Linked DNA regions of Homo sapiens: region 1 is linked to region 2. A link is a contact called in ENCODE Hi-C or POLR2A ChIA-PET data. All regions are on one chromosome and are shown on one strand. The core of a region is the stretch at or near the end of the contact, and the rest is flanking DNA. Distances in the headings are between cores, read along the strand shown. Region 1 overlaps RGS3 (regulator of G protein signaling 3). Region 2 holds the start of RGS3 (regulator of G protein signaling 3).

Region 1 (2,711 bases), core at 122-2,621, 60 kb after region 2:
AGGAGCATTTGGTCAGAGATGTAGGCTTCGGGGATCAGGCTGTGGAGAGGCTTGCAGAGACCAGCTGCCATGGAGGGTGAGGGCCACTTTTCCCCTTCTGTTTGCTTTTTTCCTACTTTGAGGAGTGGAAGTATAGGAAGCTGGAGGGTGATGGGGCCATCTTGACTGCAGGTCAGGACTGCCCTTGGCTGAGGCTGTACTGAGCACTGCTCCTGGTTTTGTGTGAGATGATGAGGATGCATTATCTGGGGAGGCTGTGGCTCCCCACCTTCTCGGGGAGGTTGTGGCTCTCAGCCTCCAGAGGACAGCAAAGTAGCCAGTTCTGTTTGCTCTCTGTCAACCCAGGTGACACTGTTTGCCTATTCGGACCTGCTGCTCTTCACCAAGGAGGACGAGCCTGGCCGCTGCGACGTCCTGAGGAACCCCCTCTACCTCCAGAGTGTGAAGCTGCAGGAAGGTAAGCAGATGCCGTAGGTGCCCAGAGCCCCTCTCAACTTGCCCCAGTCCCACTGCTCTGGGCAGCCCTCTGGGATCTGGCTGCCAGTCATCCGTAGGGCACTGGAGTGTGTGCTGCTGGGCTCTGTCCATGGGCTAGTAGGTCTCAGACACTGGCATTCTTTCTAGGCTGGTAAGCCTTCTGATATACCTGAGGTTTTCAGGGAAGTTTCTATTCTAGAGACTTTCCAGAGAGGCTGTGGAGTCGGGTAGGAAGAGCTTTGGATTCAGACAGACCTGTGCTCAAATCTTGGCCCTGTCCCTCCATACTGGGATGACTGTGGGCACTGTACTCAGCCTCTCTGAGACTGTTTCCTCCCGTGTAAATAGGGATAAAAATAGTAACCGAGAAGGTTGCTGTGAAGATTAAGCTAGGTCATAAATGCAAAGTGCCTGGCCCATAACAGGTGCCCAATAAATACTTGTTGCCACCCACTCACCCCACAGATCTGTGGACAGAGACCGCAACTCGGCTCTACTCAGCTGCATGGCCCTGCGGAGCCCAAGCCGCTGGGGCTCAGGCACATGTGGGAGCGTGGAGGGAATTTCTAACCCAAACTTTCCACCACGCCCTCCACTCGTGGGAGGGGAAGCCAGCTGGGAGTATCTGTCAGTGGTTTGGTTTGGCGCCTGAGGTCTCTGCTGAGAGGGGCTCGGTTTCCTCTCCCAGATCATGAAAACAACAGACCCGTTTGAGGATGGGTGACAGGGGCAGAGAGGAAAATATTACCCAGTGAAAGAATTCTGTTTTGGTGGGGTTTGCTCGGGAAAGCTTCCTGGCTGTTTGCAAACTGTCCTGCCTGCTTAGTGCCTGAGTGTTCCTCCTCCTCGGAAACCCATTCAGTATGAGAACCGCCACTCTCACTTCCCCACAGGAAGCCACTGACAACTTCTCCATCTCGGGCTCTGGCCTTTCCCCTGTCCATGGAAGGGAAAAGCAAGTCACCTCACTGGGTCAGCTCCTCCCTCCAGGCGGGCTCAGCCTGACCACAGGGCGGTGGGAAGAAGCCGCCTGAGCAACTCCAGTTCCGGCACTGGCATTCCCAGAGTTCCCCATGCCTGCTGGAGGGCATTAGGTTGGAGTTCCAGTGGCCTCTGTTCCTGGGCTTTCCTGCCATCCTCTCCATACCCCCAGCCCCTCCCTGGCTCCCTCACACCCAGCTTCCCATATGCCCATTCTCCAGCCTGCAGTGTGCATATTCACACATGCACTCACACCGAGTCCCTTCTTCTCTGCTTCCCCCTCCCTGCCCCCAGCCCAGACAGTCTAGGACCCCATCACATTTGAGGGAGGAGCACTGGATGGGCCAGGGCTCAGTAATATGCCCTGGTTGGTACATGAATGGAACCCTCTCTCTGTTGTGCACATTACAAGGCTGAAGCTATAACCCAGGACCCTGGTTTGCTCAGCTTCCTGCGAGAAGGAGGGAGGGAAGAGAAGCAAGGCTCACACTGGCTACAATTTGGGTGGAGGTGGAGGTTGCGGGGAGAAGGTAGTAGAGGAGCTGAGGGCAGTGGCTGGGAGTCTGGGATCTGGGCGTGGTACTGCTGTGCTGTGCTGTGTGGCTTCAGCTGGCCCTTTCCCTTTGCCTTCAGTTTCTCTGACTGGGAACTAAGGGTGGGGCCAGCGCTTTGTGTCCCTCCCAGCTCTGATGCCCTCACACAGAACCCCAGAGCTTGCTGTGAGCAGCTGCTGGACCATGCCTATATTATCCTGCCTCTACCCCTCTGGGGGCCTGGTTGGGGAATTGGTTGGGATCTCCCCTTCTGGAGGCCCCAGGCCCCAGACTTGAAGCTAGGGGTGGGGTGTGCTCCATCCTCCACTGGGTTGTGATGGTCAAGGTGGGTGGTGTGGGGCCTTGGGGTGTCACAGAGACTCTCCAGGTGCTGAGCTGCTTTTGAGCTGCAGCCTTGTGTAAGCTTGGCACTGTGGCTTCCTCTCCCTGCAGATGGAGGGCGAGCTGCACAAGGGCTGAGGATGGCCAAGGCAGTACTTCTCAGGAGAGACCACCATGGACGGAAGAGCCCCTTGGGTTGGTGTGGGAGAGGGGCCTGTGTGTGTGTGTGTGCATGTGTCTGCCTGCCCTGGATTTTTTTGGATAGATGGTTTGGGGCCAAACTCCAGGGAGCCTGAGAGCTGCTGAGAGGGATGGAAATGGCTCCATTTCTAGGTGCACAATCCAACGCTTAGATTTCTTTCCAGGCACCGATAGAGC
Region 2 (2,763 bases), core at 76-2,575:
TTGCTGATTCAGGGCTCCTTCTGCAGTTTCTGCTCCTCGCTGGTGGCCACCTGACCCTGTGGCGTTTGCTCCTTCCACCTGCTGTTGGCCATGGGGCAGATGTGGAGGCCAAGGAAGAATAGGACAATGGCGTTTGGGGCAGACAGGCCTGGGTTCAAATTTCAGCTCTGCCTATTCCTAGCTCTGCAAACCTTGGGCATGTCACCTGTCTTCTCTGCCTGAGGTTCAGATTTCTTCCTGGTAAATTGGGGCTAATACTTATTAGACTTACCGTGAAGATTAACTGAGATGATGTGTGTAAATTGCCCAGCTCAGCTCAGCCTCTGGCATCTGGTACTCAACACATAACTCTTCTCTCCACTTTCTGTCTTGCATCTCCCCATCTTGTTTTTGAGTGGATCACTGAACCACAAATATCCACTTGGCGATGAAGTCTGGGGAACAGGGACAAATACCAACACTTCCCATTTTTAGATTTACACGAGACTAACAGCTTTCCTTCCCACAGTGGCAACAGAGATTTGCAGAGCAGATGTCTTGGTGTGAAACTGCTACGAGGAGGTGTCCTGTAAATGTTTGCTGACAAAGCAGCAAAGCAGGGTTTGACCTTCCAGCTCTGCCTCCCCGCACCAGGCTGGGGGATTCACCCACCCCACTCCGTTTCCTGTGCGTTCCTCTTTCTCAGAGGCTGTGGGCCTGTCCTGCTGTCCGATGGCATCAGGCTGTGGGACGGGGGGCCATCAGGTTGGTTGGAGCAAGCTGCTCCCATCCGGACCTGTGTCAGGCAGCACTTGTTCAAGAGGAGGCTCAAGAGAGTGATCCAGGATGCAGGGTTTGGGAAGAGGATGCAGCATGGTGGGGGGCGACCTGTCCAAGCGCAGAGAACACTTTTCCAAACCTCACTGCCCTGGGCCATCGGGTGCTCCTTTGCCTTTGCTTGGATCTAATGATTATAGGCCTGAGCTTCAAAGCAGGTTATAAACCCGACTAATTGCTGGTCTAGGAGAGCTGGACGAGGAGGCCAAGCCTGCCCAGAGTGGGCACCCCGGACTGGGCCTTCTCGTGGGACTGGCATTTCCAACCGGGAGCGCGGTGCTGGGGCCGGGATACCCGGGGTGGCCGCACCGTCCTGCTGGCTCCTTGGGTGGCTGCCGTCGCTGCTCAGCGCGGGTCGGCGGCGCCGCCTCCCCCACCCCGGCCCAGCTCTGCTCCGGCAGGTGGAACTCTCCCCATTCAAACCCGCGCGGGCCAATCAGGGCCGGGCGCGCCCTGGCCGTTCCAACGCTTGGGGCAGCCCTACCTCCCGCTCGCGCTCCTCCCGCCCTGGAGACTCCGGTTACTGGGGAGCAACACAGCCGCCTCGGGTTGCAGACGCTCCTGTCCGGGTCGCAGTGGGACGCCATGGAGCGCTCCCTGCACCGCGTCTCCCTCGGGAGCCGGCGTGCCCACCCGGACTTGTCCTTCTACCTCACCACCTTTGGTAAGTGCCCGCTGGGGCTGGCGGCAGGGGCTGCTTCACCCTGCTCCCAGCGCCCAGAAACGCAGCCCCTCGTGGTGACAGGGGAGGCTGGGAGCAGGTGCTCTTTCTATCTAGGGGCACCTTCTCTGGCCCCTTTCTCCTGTGACTGCCCAGGAGGGGCTCAGGGCACAGGCTCAGTCCAAGCAAGCTGCTGGACACCACCTGCTGCCCGGCCATGAGTGCCAACTGCGGTTGGTTCTGCCTCACTTGGCTGGAATAATCACGCTCTGGTTAATCTTTCAGAGACCTGGGTTGTCACCACGGAGTTTCTCATTAGCAAGCAGCTCAGGTTAAATCAAGGTCTTGTTATAGCAACTGGAGATCTCATTCACCCACTTTCCTTTGGCTCAGGGAGCGGACAGGTGCTGGGCCCTTTGGCCCTGCTGCCTTGTGGGGAGGCTGCAATTTGACTTTGTTGGGTATCTGAGCCACAGTGGAGATGGGAGAATTCTCTCCTCCAAGAAAGAACAATCCCTTAGGAGGGTCCCAGGGCTGCCTCAGGGTTTGAGGTGGAAAGAAGTGAACAGTAGGCTTCACTCCCAAGCCCCTAAGTAGCAGACTGAGTTCCCCCAAATAACAGCTGGGCGGCAGCTGCCCAAAGGTCTGGGCAAACCTGGCCTTCCTGGTAGCCATAGTAAAGGTAACAACCCTACCCTTGAGGGTAACCCTTCATTTCCTCACTGGTCCTGCAACTCTCTGTGGAGAGGGGTTATTTTTCCTCTGTGAAGACTTGAAACCAAGAGATCTTCCATGAGCCAGTGGCAGAGTTCGTAGCTGAGCTCAAGCTTTCCAGAGATGACCTGTCCAGCGCATTTTTGTTTGAACTTGCATACAATTTCCTTCTAAAGGTTGGGGCTGTTACTGAAACATTACTGGACATTGCCCAGCTTTCAAAGACAGAGTGCCCAAGGAGTTTGGTCCCTCCCTGGGGTTCCTGGCTCTTCTGTTTTCAGGCTTACTCCTGCTCAACATATTTGGTTTTCCACAACCTGCTTTTTTTCCTTAGGGGTAGAGGGAATGATGGAAGAGCAGTGGCTTGGCCTCTGAAATTGCCTGACGTCTGGCAGCAGGAATTCACTGGTCTAGTTGGTGGACGATAAAGGGCAATTAACTAGCCATCATTTGTTGAGAACTTACCATTGCCATTCCTTATGCCAAGTGTTTTACCTGCATTATCTCACTTAATGCCCCAGCGTAGGAGGCAATTCCTGCTAACCCCATTGGGATGCAGGGCTCTGTGAGAC

What was found. Hi-C counts contacts between places; a loop is a spot of excess contacts on that map. ChIA-PET counts read pairs that join two places held with the same protein, here RNA polymerase II (POLR2A). Pooled maps may share reads with other maps.
Region 1: a map of sigmoid colon shows a loop between it and region 2 (2.7-fold over the local background). The contact joins the enhancer-like site here to the promoter of RGS3 in region 2. A Hi-C loop is called at or near these places in 13 of 168 maps with a recorded cell type or tissue (CD8-positive, alpha-beta T cell, Caco-2, IMR-90 and 9 more), 8 of 37 single-sample maps with no recorded cell type and 20 of 50 pooled maps. POLR2A ChIA-PET finds 5 or more read pairs at or near these places in 9 of 52 experiments (CD4-positive, alpha-beta memory T cell, GM12878, OCI-LY7 and 5 more).

The regions. Positions count from the first base shown.
Region 1 is chr9:113,522,585-113,525,295 of GRCh38, forward strand. It overlaps RGS3 (regulator of G protein signaling 3), which reads left to right. Exons shown (of 23, transcript NM_001394167.1): 15 at 346-457. Among named protein-coding and RNA genes, the nearest start is that of RGS3, 60 kb to the left of the region's middle. RefSeq lists enhancers at 1,132-1,191, 1,823-2,633. Within about 2 kb of position 1,372, at least 26 of the 41 ENCODE cell types and tissues checked have a DNase peak (open chromatin) inside an H3K27ac peak, as active enhancers do; they include CD8-positive, alpha-beta T cell, GM12878, OCI-LY7 and 3 more, where a contact is called at or near this core.
Region 2 is chr9:113,462,402-113,465,164 of GRCh38, forward strand. It overlaps RGS3 (regulator of G protein signaling 3), which reads left to right and starts at 1,326. Exons shown (of 23, transcript NM_001394167.1): 1 at 1,326-1,480. The coding sequence starts at 1,402. RefSeq lists enhancers at 229-1,183, 1,184-2,138.